2 separate regions of the Homo sapiens genome follow, and region 1 is linked to region 2. A link is a contact called in ENCODE Hi-C or POLR2A ChIA-PET data. All regions are on one chromosome and are shown on one strand. The core of a region is the stretch at or near the end of the contact, and the rest is flanking DNA. Distances in the headings are between cores, read along the strand shown.

Region 1 (6,536 bases), core at 2,283-4,782, 3.9 Mb before region 2:
TCCTGGCTTGAAAACTCAGGCTTTATCCTTTTCTGGTACCTTTCAATAGAGGCTACAAGTCCCCAGGTTATTTATTTATTTATCTATTGAGATAGAATTTTGCTCTTGTTGCCCAGGCTGGGGTGCAATGGCACCATCTAGGCTAACTGCAACCTCCGCCTCCTGGGTTCAAGTGATTCTCCTGCCTCAGCCTCCTGAGTAGCTGAAATTACAGGTGCCCACCACCCTGCCTGGCTAATTTTTGTATTTTTAGTAGAGACAGGGTTTCGCCATGTTGGCCAGGCTGGTCTTGAACTCCTAACCACAGGTGATCCACCCACCTTTGCCTCTGAAAATGCTGGGATGACAGGTGTGAGCCACCGTGCCTGGCCAAGTGCCCAGGTTATTAAGACTCTTTCTCCAGGTGGCAGACATCCACATTCTCAGAGTCCTCTCACATTGGCATGGAACTAGCAATGTAGGGGAGGGAAAAATGGCTTCCCTCTACCCTTCTAGGTTCTTTACTTGGATTGCAAATTAAATTGACATAACAGAGATTTTTTTTTTTTTTTTTGAGACGGTATCTTGCTCTGTCGCCCAGGCTGGAGTGCTGTGGCACAATCTCGGCTAACTGCAACTTCCGCCTCCTGGGTTCAAGCGATTCTCCTGCCTCAGCTTCTGAGTAACTGGGATTACAGGTGCGCACCACCTCGCCCGGCTACTTCTTTTGTATTTTTAGTAGAGATGGGGTTGCACCATGTTGGTCAGGCTGGTCTCAAACTCCTGACCTCGTGATCCGCCCACCTCGGCCTCCCAAAGTGCTGGGATTACAGGCATGAGCCACCACGCCTGGCCGACATAAGACAGATTAACAGAAGAAAAACCGTTTTAATTACCTGCATACGCAGCAGCACAGGAATCTCACAAAACATGAAGGGCCAGATGATTGAAGCTTATAGCATTCTGAGCTAGAAATAAATAAGGGCTTGGGGCTTCTGTGGGGACAGTGGGGAGGCACCACAGGTAGGATATAGGAGGGTTAGTGGAGGAAATGTATGGTAAATAATGTTGCCTTGTGGCTGCGCGCGGTGGCTCACACCTGTAATCCCAGCACTTTGGGAGGCCGAGGTGGGCGGATCACGAGGTCAGGAGTTCGAGACCAGCCTGACCAACATGGTGAAACCCCGTCTCTACTAAAAATACAAAAATTACCCGGGCGCGGTGGCGCGCGCCTGTAATCCCGGCTACTTCAGAGGCTGAGGCCGGAGAATCGCTTGAACCCGGGGGGCGGAGGTTGCAGTGAGCCGGGATCATGCCAATGCACTCCAGCCTGGGCGACTGAGCGAGACTCTGCCTCAAAAAAAAAAAAAAAAAAAAAAAAAAAAGTTGCCTTGTTATGTAAAGTCTCTCATGTAATAAAAGTTCTCTGAGCAGCTGCCTTCCTGACACAGATACTTTTACTATGTGGACTTCCTTTATAGATGTAAATTTGCTTTACAAAAGGACAGCTTTTCAGAGCTACTCCCGTGTCTGCAGTTTCTCAGAATAACCAGCTTGAAATGTGCCAAACAAGTGTATTTTGGGATAGCATATTTTGGTATTCTACAGTCATAATTTGGGGTGCTGTGGCCTGAGCCTCAGCAGCAAAAAGAGGACATGATTCAGGGTTCGGAGCGCTGGATTCTATTACCAGCTCTGCCCCCTAACCCAGTGGTCTCTTGTGAAAGGTCCTCGAGTTCCGAGTCGAGTCAATTTCCCTAAAAGGCAAAGAGGCATCGGAGTTCCAGCTGGCTTAAACATTTGTAGATTTCGCGCCTTCCCTTTTCGCCCCTCCTTCCTCTCCACCCGTCTCCCCACCCCGAGCTACTAGGGGGCCTGCCCATTTCCCCAGGCCAGGAGTAGGGCTGAAGTGAAGTGACCGCGGTCGTAGCCAACAGCGAAGCTCATTAGAAAGTCCTGGTGAGAGCCTCAGCTTCTGATGAGTCACAGATCGCCACGGAGCAGGTTGCTGCGCTTGACTGATTGGGTTTACCCTATTTTTGTTTTGAGTTAGAGCCAACTGTCCTCATTCCTTTTCGTGGCTCTGAGTAGGGCCTGCTCCATTATATCTCTTTCTCTAAACGCCTGCATCTGAGATGCTGGAAAATCCTGCGCAGCTCATAACCCAAGGCCTGGTTTCCATTCACCTTTCCTCTTCTACTCCTAAGCTGCCCAAGACACTCCTTTGCCAGAGCTCTGTCTGGAAACGAGTCCCTCTAAGGTCAAGCCTTGCGTCATGTGCCAGGGGATCAGACGAGTGGATTCCAGGCCCAGTTTTACTTCCTCAACTTTGCTGTGAGGCTTTGGGCAAGTTATTTAACCTCTCTGGGCTTCAGTTGCCTCACCGCTAAAATGGGTACGGTAATGCTTATTTGAAAGAGCAAAGGGATTGGCGCAAAAATCGCACTAACAGAAATATCTTCATTCCGGCAGGGCGCGGTGGCTCACGCCTGTAATCCCAGCACTTTGGGAGGCCGAGGCGGGCGGATCACCTGAGGTCAGGAGTTCGAGACCAGCCTGGCCAAGATGGTGAAACCCCGTCTCTACTAAAAATACAAAAAATTAGCCGGGCGTGGTGGCAGGCGCCTGTAATCCCAGCTACTCGGGAGGCAGAGGTTGCAGTGAGCCGAGATCGCGTCACTGCACTCCAGCCTGGGCGACAGAGTGAAGCTCCGTCTCAGAGAAAAAAAAGAAAAAAAAAAAAGAAATACCTTCATTCCTCTTGGGGAGGTGGCTGTGAGGACAGCAGATCTGAGTGGGAGAAAACCTAGAGACGGCCTCCCTGCCTTCTGTATGGAACAAGCAATTATTGGGCACCCTCTTTTTAGTGAGGAAGCAGGGACGGAAAATGAGTCCTTGGGCCAGCGCAGGAGGAGAGGCTGGAAAACATATCAATATTCAGGAAGGCACGGAAAGGGCTCTCAATGGATCTCTCACCAAGTGCCATCAGGGCAGAACAGTCAAGGGCCCAGGGATTCGAGGAAGCTTGGGAGGCGCGGAGAGCCCAAAAGTTGAAAGTTTTCTTGGCAGATGAGGGAAGGAAAGGGATTTCAGGAACAAGGATCTCGTGGGTGGGCTGTCCCAGTCGGCGCGCGGCAGAGCGCAGACCAGCACCCGGCGGTCTGGTCTGTGCAGGAAAGGCAGGAACCGCTTACTAAGGCTCCAACCTTTTAGAGGCAGCAACAAGCTCTTTCTCTGGATCCGAAGGCGGAGAGGCGCTGCGCTCTCATTTGGCGAGGGCCCGAGCGCGGCCAGACCGCGCACCAGACCCGGAGCGTGGGGCCCAAAGGCTGGCGGCCGACTCCGGAGCTCGGCGCCCCAACCGGGAAGTGATCGCAGCAGCCCACCCGCCTGACGCCAGCGGAAGTGCGAGCCCGGGTCGAGCCTGCTCCGCCGCCGGGCGCCCGGGAAGGGGCGGGCACGGGGCGGGGCTGGGGGCGGGCGAGGCGGGGCCGGCGGCGGGGCGGGGCTTGGCCGCAGTTGTTTTTACCCAGGCCTCGGCGCCTAGGCGCTTCGCCGAGGCTGATCTTCGTTCAAGTGTGAGCTGCGGCTGAGCCCAGCGCTCGAGGCGCGAGGCAGCCAGGAGGGCCCGTGCGGCGCGGGGAGCCAGCGAGCGCGCCTTCGGCATTGGCCGCCGCGATGTCAGCTCAGTGCTGTGCGGGCCAGGTGAGCGAGGCCGGGCGCAGCGCGGGGGTTGTCAGATCGGAGAACCGGGCCAGGAGTCCAGGCGTGGAGGACCTGCCTGGGTGCGCTCCCAGCTCCGCGGCCGAACGTAGGGCCCGGGTGGGTCGCTCGGGCTGGCCCCGCGGCGCTCAGCCGTCCGGGAAATCCTGTGCCCTGGGCGGGCGGGAAGGGGCAGGGGGAAGCCCGAGAGGCTACCCCGGGGTCTTCCCGTCCGGCCTCCGGGACTCCGCGTGGAGCGGGGCGTGCCGGGCTCGGGCGGAGGATCCCGACTGCTCCAGGGGCGTGTCGCCTCTTGCGCCGAGCACTGGTGAATAGCGCTGAGCTCCGTAGCCCTCTCCACTCTGCTTGTCGGATGAATCCAGGAAGAAAAGTGGGTTTAGGCACCGTCTCCTTTGCTATGCCCTGAATAAAACTCGGGTCAAACAACCCAGGCAGGTTGCGCTTGGCATCTCGTAGTCGAGCGTGGGCTCTGTACCTTTGAGAATGTCTCGAAGCCTGACTTCCAAACTACCGGGCGCAGGTCTGGGCGAAGGGAAAACTCAGCCCTGCTTCCTGAATTTCCCGACCCAACCCTGGCTCGGTACTAGCACGACTGCCTGGGTAGGGCTGGAACCTTCCTGCCTCTCTTTGCAAATAAACTTGTTCGAACCTGTTTTTTAACTCTCGCCTATTTAAACCTATGATGTCTTAAAACATTATGTCTCCTACCAGTTACTGCATCAGTGTAGAATTAGTACGTCTTAGCCCTGTAATGCTGGTTTCACTCCTTCCTGCAGAGTTAGAAAAAACGAAGTAGGTGAGTCTCTTGGATGTGGAGCTCTTTTCTCCCTTTACATGTGGATTATCAGCGTTTCGGTACAGAGTTTTAATGGAGTGTTTTCACGAACGAATCAGACTCTAGGGAGCATCCTGGTTCGGGGTGTTCTTGCTGACACTCAGCCTTTCCACAATCGAGGCCAGCTGTAAGTGATGGAGTGGTTAAACTGTGGGTTTCTGTAACCGGCGATTATACTGGCAGATAATCTGTCCTGTTTAGAGTGGCCACGTGGAGCTGTCTTGGTTTTTGAGGTCTAATACTGTGCTTGGCATACATTAAAGCTGGCCTTTTCAGAGTTGAGGAAATTGAGGCTTTTGACGACTGAGACGAAATGATTTTTTTTCCCTGTGTCAGGCAGAGAGAGAAAGAGAATGAGAATGGTCACCACCTTACCAGGTATTTGAGAACAAGGTGGACCAGGAAAGACTGTTTTCAGAAAGCTCTGCAAATCTTTTATTCCCGTTTTGAAATACTTTTTCTCCAATATGATGCGACACTTTTTATTACGTAGTAATGATACAGCTCTTTAGGGGCATCTGTCCTGGTCCCTTGAAGTCCCCTTGAGGCTCTTTCTGCCATTCCCAAGTTCCTAATTTAGAGCTCTGTAATTACCAGTATTCAAATGGGTTTTGTAAAAGAATTATTTTGCTGTTGATGTTTTAGCAGGTTTCTAAAGTCTCCCCTCTTAGGACTTTGGAAAGAACCAAATCAAAGTTAACCCCTGCTTTCCCAGGCCTGCTGGAGGCATCACTGTGGTGGGCCTCAGTGCTGTGTGATGGTGATCACACTGTGATTTCCTGTGGATGGGGCGGTAGGAAGTTAAAAGAAAAGCAAACAGGCTGGGCGCAGTGGCTCATGCCTGTAATCCCAGCACTTTGGGAGGCAGAGGCGGGCGGATCACCTGAGATCAGGAGTTGGAGACCAGCCTGACCAACGTGGAGAAACCTCATCTCTACTAAAAACACAAAATTGCCGGGTGTGATGACGCATGCCTGTAATCCCAGCTACACAGCTAAGGCAGGAGAATCGCTTGAACCCAGAGGCAGAGGTTGTGGTGAGCTGAGATCACGCCATTGCACTCAAGCCTGGGCAATGAGCAAAAAGAGCAAAACTCCATCTCAAAAGAAAGGAAAGCAAACAAAACCTCACAGCACCGTCAGAAGTTACCAATTCTTGTTTGTTTCTGTGGGCACCTGCCTTTTGCCAGGAGCCTGCTATATAGTCATAAGTCAGACAAGCATCTCTGCTCTCAATGGCCTATCTGGGCAGGGGAGATCATTCATAAACATGTAAACAATGAAACAATGAATATGGTACTGGTACTGTCAGAAGGCCGTGTGGTAAGCAGCCTTGAGGAGGGTTGCCGAGGGAGTCTGAGAAGATGCCTGTGGAGTTGAGACTGCTCAGTGAGGAGAGGCAAGGGAGTCTAGGGTGGCTGGGGTGTCTTAGATGAGGTCAGAGAGAAGAGCAGGACCAGAAATGGCCAGAACCTGTCAGCTGCCTTTGGACTTTGGATTTAATTCTGGTTGCAGTGAGAGGCTGTGGGAGGATTCTGAGCAGGGGCGAGCTGTGGTTTGATTTGCACTTAGAAGATAATTGGGATGTCGTGAAGACTGGACTGTAACGGGCTAGAGTGGAGGTGAGGAAAGCAGTTCGAGTTGGTCATGAAGCAGTTGGTGAGGAAAACCTAAGTGGATATTTGCCTCTTAGGGGCAAGCAGTGTTCTAGGCTTCGGCAGTGAACAAAAATCCTTTCCTGATGGAGCTCGAATCCTGGCAATCTGCTGTTGCTGTAGTCCCAGGAGGAGACAGCGTGGTACCTTAATTTAGGCTATGGCTGTAGGAGTGAGTACAGTGGGACATCATTGGCTTTGGGTATATTTCAGAGGTAGAACTGGATTTGAGCAAGGATTAGAAGTGGGATGTGGGAATGAGACAGGCTCGGTTTCTGGCCTGAGCCACTGGGTAGATGATGATCGCATTACTGAGGTGAAGTAGGAAATTGTTAGGAAGAGGAC
Region 2 (7,321 bases), core at 3,765-6,264:
CCCATATTAAACTGCCTGCCCTGTAGGACTTACCTGACCCTATCAAATCAGACGTTGAGTAGCCTTTGTTTCTCTTTTGGTTACCATGAAGACATGGTAAGCATTAGATCTGTTTGTATACTAGGTTTTGTTTTTTTTGAGACAGAGTCTCGCTCTTTCGCCCAGGCTGGAACGCAGTGGCGTGATCTCGGCTTATTGCAACCTCTGCCTCCCGGGTTCAAGCGATTCCCCTGCTTGGGATTCCCCTATTTGGGATTCTCCTGCCTCAGCCTCCCAAGTAGCTGGGATTACAGGCATGCACTACCACACCAGGCTAATTTTTGTATTTTTAGTAGAGACAAGGTTTCACTATGCTGGCTAGGCTAGTCTCAAACTCGTGACCTCATGTGATCCACCCGCCTTGGCTTCCCAAAGTCCTGGGATTACAGGTGTGAGCCACCATGCCCAGCCTTTTAAATAGAAGGGGCTGTTAAAAAGCTTGTGTAGTAAGAGGGTAGATGGCAATAGTAAGTCATTGGTTCCCTAGAGAAAAAGGAGTTAACACCCCAAATAACACTAAATTCTAAAACAAACTCGGTATTACAAGCTTAAACTCTCCCAAACAAGTCATTCTGGCTAACAGCATGTGTAATTAAAGTTAAAACCATACTAAAATAACACTTTAGCTGTTGACCTTAAAGATCCTTTTGAAAAGCTCAACCAAAACACCAGCATATGAGGGAGCAGCTTGACTTTTTGTCTACTGAAGACAGTATCTCAAGATAAGGCTGCGTATACCTTTCTATGGTTCAAACGAAAGCACTGATAGGATGTTACAGCTGAGCTATGCTAAATACCGACTTATTCAATCACCTTTTACACAACTGCGTTTAACTACTTCAGAACTTAAATTTCATCTCAGATTGGTCATCGTAGATGGATAAGAGTTTAGTTGCACTGACCACCCCAAAACTCCAGTTTCCAGGTAACTAACTTAGTAACTTCACTATTCAGATAAGAGCAGAGAGTAGTACCCAAAAGCTCACAGTATCAGGCCAGGTGTGGTGACTCACACCTGTAATCCCAGCACTTTGGGAAGCTGAGGAGGGAGGACTGCTTGAGCTCAGCCTGGGCAACATGGTGAAAACCCATCTCTACAAAAAAATACAAAAATTAGCTAGGTGTGGTGATGTGTGCCTGTAGTACCAGCTACTCAGGAGGGTGAGGTGGGAGGACAGCTTGAGGCTGGGAGGTTTGAGGCTGCAGTGAGCCATGATTGCACCACTGCACTCCAGCCTGGGTGAGAGAGCAAGATACTGCCTAAAAAAAAAATAATAATAATGCTCAACCAGAATCTTTCTCAACTTCCCCTTCCCCGCCCCCACAACATGCTGGACTTAGGTTGCACTTTTTAAAAGAAGCAAACAGTGAAACATTGATCCCCAATTTTTGTACAATGTATCTCATGAAAGGAAGGCTCTGAATCTTGTAGTGTAGAAAACCACAGTTCTTGCCTATGCAATCATTGGAGACCCACTGTAGTCACTTAAGTGTTGATTGGGTTATCAGTGGTAAGTGAAGTCATCTGCCTAGTCACAAACCCCTCTTTTGCTCTTGCTGGTGTTTTTAACTCTCAAGTAACTGGAACAAAACTTACGACAGATCATGGCAGCAATGTGTTTTCAGAATTAATTTGGCAGATACATCATAATCCATTACAACAACACAAGTTATTCGCAAATCACACCTAAGCGTAAGTGTCATCTTAATTTGGTTGAGTATAGAAAAATACTATACATACAATATATAGTACATACTATGTCTATGTCTGCATTAGTTTAAACAGCTACCTACTATCACTTCCTTCTTCCACCTCTTCCCTTCAGAATTGTGTTACTGAATTGTTTCAGCTTTGTTTGTAGTATTAACATTATACAAAAATAGCTTCACAGATTGCAGGAAGATGTGGCCAATAACAGTGGAAATTAAATAGAAAATAGTCTATTTAATTTCAATCCAGTGCTCCTGTGTGCAAATCAGGGCGACTTCAGCAATCTTGCATCTGTCAGAAACCTGAGAAGAGTCAGAGGCCTCATGGAGAACTCATTGAGAAATCCCTCAAGTACAATTTATTATGTGGCCTTTTACAGACATTCAGTCTGGTACAGAGGAGAAAGACCATAGCAGCCCTGAGCTGAGTTAGTTACTTTGTGTAAGAACTACTGAATTAAATGAGGAGTCAAGTGGGTAGGAGAGAGAGCAGAACAGAAGCTCAGACCCAAAATAAGCAATAGACAACTTAATTCAAACTACCAAAAAGTTGTGTTTAAAGCCCAGTCTCAAACATCTTATACTCAGAACGTTCAGCACTAGAACTGAAATTACAATGTATTGCTACTTTATTTTTAAATGCTAGGGGTAACACCTGTTTCTTATAATTTGAGGTTTTACTGAAACTGTATTTACCAAACCAATAAACAAGAAAAAGCACAGCCCTAGAACACAACAGAGCAAGGACAATCCTGTGTTATCCTTCCCTAGCCTTCCCATGAAGAGCTCACAGCACGATTTTCAGTCTCATGTTGATAGGAGGCTCAGAAAGCCAACAACAACCAGAAATTACACTAACACACCAAATAGCCCTCTTCTGCATGAATAGGTAATGTTAGGTAATGCCTATTAACGCCAAAATCTATTCTGCTAGATATCATGTTCTGAATACACTGAAAATACACCATTCATAAACCAAAATTATAAAAGTGTTCATTTTAATGAGATAACTGTCATATTAAAGCCTTAATATTTCAGGGTGACAAGAAAGTCTGGAAACATAGGCAAATATTTTCCATTTTGACAGTGTTAAGTGACCAACTTGAATGCCAGCACTTGATGAGTGGAGGGAAAGTAACCGGGAGTGATTCCAACAAGATGGCACACCACCCCCTTACACCACATTGGTGAAGAAAGCTGGATGAAGATTTCCAAAGAAAGCGGCCCTGTGGAGTGGGCTTCAGGCTTGCCAGATCTGGACTCCCTTGATAGCTTCTTCTGGAGTGCACTTAAAACACAGATTTATTCCGTGAAAATCAAGCAGCATCACAGATGCACATGCAGGGACTGACAGAAATGCTGCATTCATGTACCACATTCACGGAAATTTTGCACTATTTATTGCTCATGAGGGCCGACATCAATCATGTGATAGCAAGAAATCATTTGTTCATGTAGATTCACCTAGTTTGCAGAAGTTTGTGGTTATCTTATCATTTGACACAGTGAAGCCACCATATATTCTGAGAGCTGGTCACATTAAAGTACTTCCACCAACCTGAGGTTGGCACTGCAAACACTGAATGAGCACAGCATTCCTCCTTGAACCCAACGGGCTCTGCTGTATCTGTGGTTTACCAAAAGGCAAAAAGCTGGGTCCCACCTGAGGTTGGCACTGCAAACACTGAATGAGCACAGCGTTCCCTCTTGAACCCAAGAGGCTCTGCTGTCTGTGTGGTTTACCAAAAGGCAAAAAGCTGGGTCTCAGTCAACTGCTGAATGCATTAGAGTACAGAGGCTGTAGTCCTCAGGCCTCCCCCTCACTGCAAGGGTAACACAGGAAAGATAACCTCCCATCTTTGACACGCCAGCGGGGAGGAGGGGAAAGAACCTACACAAGTTGAGGAGCCCTTTTTCAGTTAAGCAAGTCAGTGGCCTTACGCACCATCCAAAACCACACACACACACAAACAAAACACCCTGCTGAAGGTATCACCACCTTAACCCAAACCTGGTACCTCTGCCACCAAGGCCAGCCTGGGCAAAGATTAACCTGTGGTCTTCGGCCTTGGGTTCACTGACAGGGCCACCTTGGAGAGACAGCAGGCCAACTTTCTGTTTGTTTTAAAGGAAATGCTTCCTGGCACATGTTTAGGACTCTGAACTCTGCACATGAAGCCACGTGGTTGGTGTTAATCTGGCTCCATCCACTCACGATCGGCCAAAGCAACCTATTTCCGAGGGCAGCCCCTGGCTGGGTAATCGACACCATCTCGTTCAAGTCACGCGGGCTCCCGCCGGATTCCCCGGAGCCTAGTGCCGCGTCCTCTCCACACAGCAATCCTCCCGCGCGAGGGGAGCGGGGGGGAAAGGGGTTGGGGGGTTTCAGAGGGGAGGGACTTACACCTGTGAGGCCAATGGCTCTAGCGGGTCAGGTGAAGTTCGAGGGCGCGGGACAGGAGGAGACTCCCGCCCTTCCAGTCAAGCCGGCTTTGCACTAGCAGAGTGCGCCGGCGCCCTACTTGCGGTGCCCACCTGTAGCCACAGCAAACAAACTTTCCTCCCCTTCTGGGTTGGAAGAATCCGGTGCCTTACGCCACCCCCTGGCCCAAGCCGGCGGCGACCCGGAGCTCCGCGGACTCCTCACCTGATACCCCTAAAATCCCAACCTGGTCTGTCCCAGAGCGCAATCCCCGCACTGCCCGCGCACCCCGTTTGGGTATGCGGAGTGGAGGGTCTGGGTTGCCAGCTGGATATTAGGAATTGGGGGGCGGGAGGAGCGGGGGGACGCGATTCACTGCCCTTTGCAACTCCAGCTCCCAACTTTGCCAGCCGCGCAGTTGCTGCCTTCCAATTTCCTCTGCGCCGCGCAACCGGCTCCCTCGGCTTCTCCAACGCCGTCCTCGGGGAGGGAGCTCCCCAAGGCCAGCAGGAACCCCGCGCGCCCGGCGCACTTACAGCCATAGCGGGGTCTCTGCAGCGACGGCAGCTCTTCGTGTGGCATCCTGCGCGTCTCCGGGGGCCCGCCCGGGGCGCGCCCCCCGCGGCTACCCTCGCTGGCCAGGCTCGCGGGCTCTGCGCCCCGCCGGCGCGCTCGGATCCCGCCTCTCGCCGATTTCCCCTAGCCGCCCGAAGATCTGCGACCCACTCCCTCGGTGCTCTCTCGCCAGAGCCAGCCACGGCCGCCGCGCGCTGACACTGAAGTAAAAGTGAACTCTCCTCCCTCGCTCCCTGGCCGGTCGCCGCCGCCTCCCGCAGCAGGTTTCCTTTCTCCTCCAGCCAGGCCCCGTTATTCACCGCGGTGGGAGCGCGCGCCGAGACGCAGCGACCCCTACCGCGTGTCGGGCGCAGCGCCCAGGCCGCGTGGACCCGCCCCTTCTCCCCCGGGGGAGAGGGAAGGGGCCGAGAGGGACGCTGGGCCGGGACCCCCTGCAGCTGGGGCCCCCGCACAGCTGGTGGCCTGGGGGTGGCGGCCACCCCGCCTTATTTCTCGCTTCTGGAGAGTTTCGAGGGTGGAAGTGAACCAACGCGGAGAAGTGCAAGAAAAACCGCAGAAGTCACAGGGAGCCCTTCGTGTCCGGGGTGTTGCTCAGTTACTGAGGGACAAACAGCGCGGTTCCTTTTCCTCTGGGGAGATTTCACGTTGACTTTTGTTCTTCTTCTTCGTCTTTTTGGTTTTGTTTTTTTTTGTTTTTTTTTTTTTTTTGCTTCGAAAGTTGCTTCTGTCACTTTTTGTCTACAAAATAACAGGGTTCCCCTTATGACAAGAAACTGAGTGTGTGTGTGCTGGAGGAACAAGATAACCCAAGGCAACCACTCAAAACACAACTGCGAGTCATCCCCCTCCCTCCGATCACCTTGTGCCCGCCCCCGCCCCAGTGTGCAGAGCCTTCTCTCAAGCCCAGCTGGGGTCGCAAGCCACAGAAACCTTTTCCGGCTAAGCTTTTAAGGAAATTAAACTGCATGTGGCTGTTTTGAAATCGGGGTTTTCATGCGGTCGCCAGGAGCTATTTTTCTCTTTGTGTCTCAGCGTGATAAAATCTGGAGGGAATGCGGGACGCTTCCGTACCTGTGCCCTCACCTATTTGACAATTGTGGAATGTGTGGGTGACCCGATAACAGGAAAAACAAACTGAGGGAGGGCGATAAGAAATTATTTAGAGCCGGGCGCGGCGGCTCACGCCTGTAATCCCAGCACTTTGTGAAGCCGAGGCACAAGGATCCCTTGAGCCCAAGAGTTCCAGACCAGCCTGGGCAACATAGCGAGACCCCGTCTCTCCAAAAAATGAAAAAATAATATTAGCCGTATTAGCCGGGCGTGGTGGTTGCGCCTGCAGTCCCAAGCTACTCAGGAAGCTGAGGTGGGAGGATTGCTTGAGCCCGAGAGGACAAGGCTGCTGTGGGTTGTGATTGCACCAGTGCACTCCAGCCTGGGTGAGAGTGCAAGACCCTCGGAGGCGGTGGGGGGATGGAAATTATTTCGCTGAGGAAATGGTGGCATAGTGACACTAATCATTTTTTATTATGCAAGGATACAGAGGATGAGCAGCTGTTTTCCATTTCATATAGGAGACGCAGTCCTTCTCAAACTTGTTGAAACTCACATTCTTGGGCCCCACCCTCAGAATTTCCGACTCAATGGGTCTGGGCTGGTGCTCATGAATTTGCATTTCTAATTTCTAGCATACTGCCAGGTGATGCTGACACTGCAGAGCGTGCTTAGGGTGGCTCTGTGAGTGGTAGATGCTCACAGGGACGTAAACTGTACACAGGGAACTCTCAATTCAGACGGGATAGCAAAATATTTTTTTTTTTTCCCTGATGGCATTAGATTCTCACCTGTTTGGAATGGGATGAATGGAGTTTTCCTTTCTTAAAAAGCAGATGCCTCTCAGTCTAAGAACAATTCAGAGGCGAAATGGCCACATTTGAGGCTCGGCACCCTGTCAATTGATATTCACCCAAAGGAGAAATGTGGAAGGGGATTTTCGTGCATGTCAGGAGATGCTGAATTAAATGATGTCTAAAGTTCATTCCATTTCTGTTGTTGCATTTGTCAAGTGTTAACAATTAAGTATTTACACATAACAATTTTCGTATGAGTGTATGACTTAGAGCCCAAATAAATGAGTAGTCTATATATTTAGAGGTGGGTGAAAAAATCACTCTGAACTAAAATGGTCCAGGAAGGTGACAGGGTTTGAAAGTGTGGCTTGAAGTGGAAGTGTGGTAAAAGCTGGATGGAGAGCATCCAAGGGAAAGAAACAATGAGGTGGAGCACAAGGTTGGGTTGGAGCTGGATTGGTTGGACTGGATTGGAGCTATGAAGTTGTCATCAGGTTGTGGAGGGCCCTGAGTGTCTGGCTAAGAGGACCGGAGATTATCGTAGAAACATTCAAGAGATCTTAAAGGTTTTGAGTATGGAAGCTGCAGAATGCAAGGGAGTTTAGGGAAGGAGAATATTGGAGCAGGTCATAGGATAGGTTGGGATGGGACAACTTGGAGATGTTGACGCCCCGTGGAAGGTGTTTGGACAGAGATTGAAGAGAGAGGTAAGAAGAGCCTCAATGAG

Evidence for each region. Hi-C counts contacts between places; a loop is a spot of excess contacts on that map. ChIA-PET counts read pairs that join two places held with the same protein, here RNA polymerase II (POLR2A). Pooled maps may share reads with other maps.
Region 1: a pooled map shows a loop between it and region 2 (4-fold over the local background). The contact joins the promoter of SERINC5 here to the promoter of IQGAP2 in region 2. A Hi-C loop is called at or near these places in 1 of 168 maps with a recorded cell type or tissue (B cell) and 4 of 50 pooled maps. POLR2A ChIA-PET finds 5 or more read pairs at or near these places in 2 of 52 experiments (common myeloid progenitor, CD34-positive and naive thymus-derived CD4-positive, alpha-beta T cell).

Annotation. Positions count from the first base shown.
Region 1 is chr5:80,253,044-80,259,579 of GRCh38, reverse strand. It overlaps SERINC5 (serine incorporator 5), which reads left to right and starts at 3,532. Exons shown (of 12, transcript NM_001174072.3): 1 at 3,532-3,684. The coding sequence starts at 3,658. RefSeq lists enhancers at 567-1,498, 1,499-2,432, 2,433-3,366 and silencers at 3,220-3,659, 3,770-4,049.
Region 2 is chr5:76,400,978-76,408,298 of GRCh38, reverse strand. IQGAP2 (IQ motif containing GTPase activating protein 2) reads right to left here and starts at 5,014. Exons shown (of 36, transcript NM_006633.5): 1 at 4,708-5,014. The coding sequence starts at 4,753. RefSeq lists silencers at 4,703-4,812, 4,983-5,332 and an enhancer at 4,549-5,049.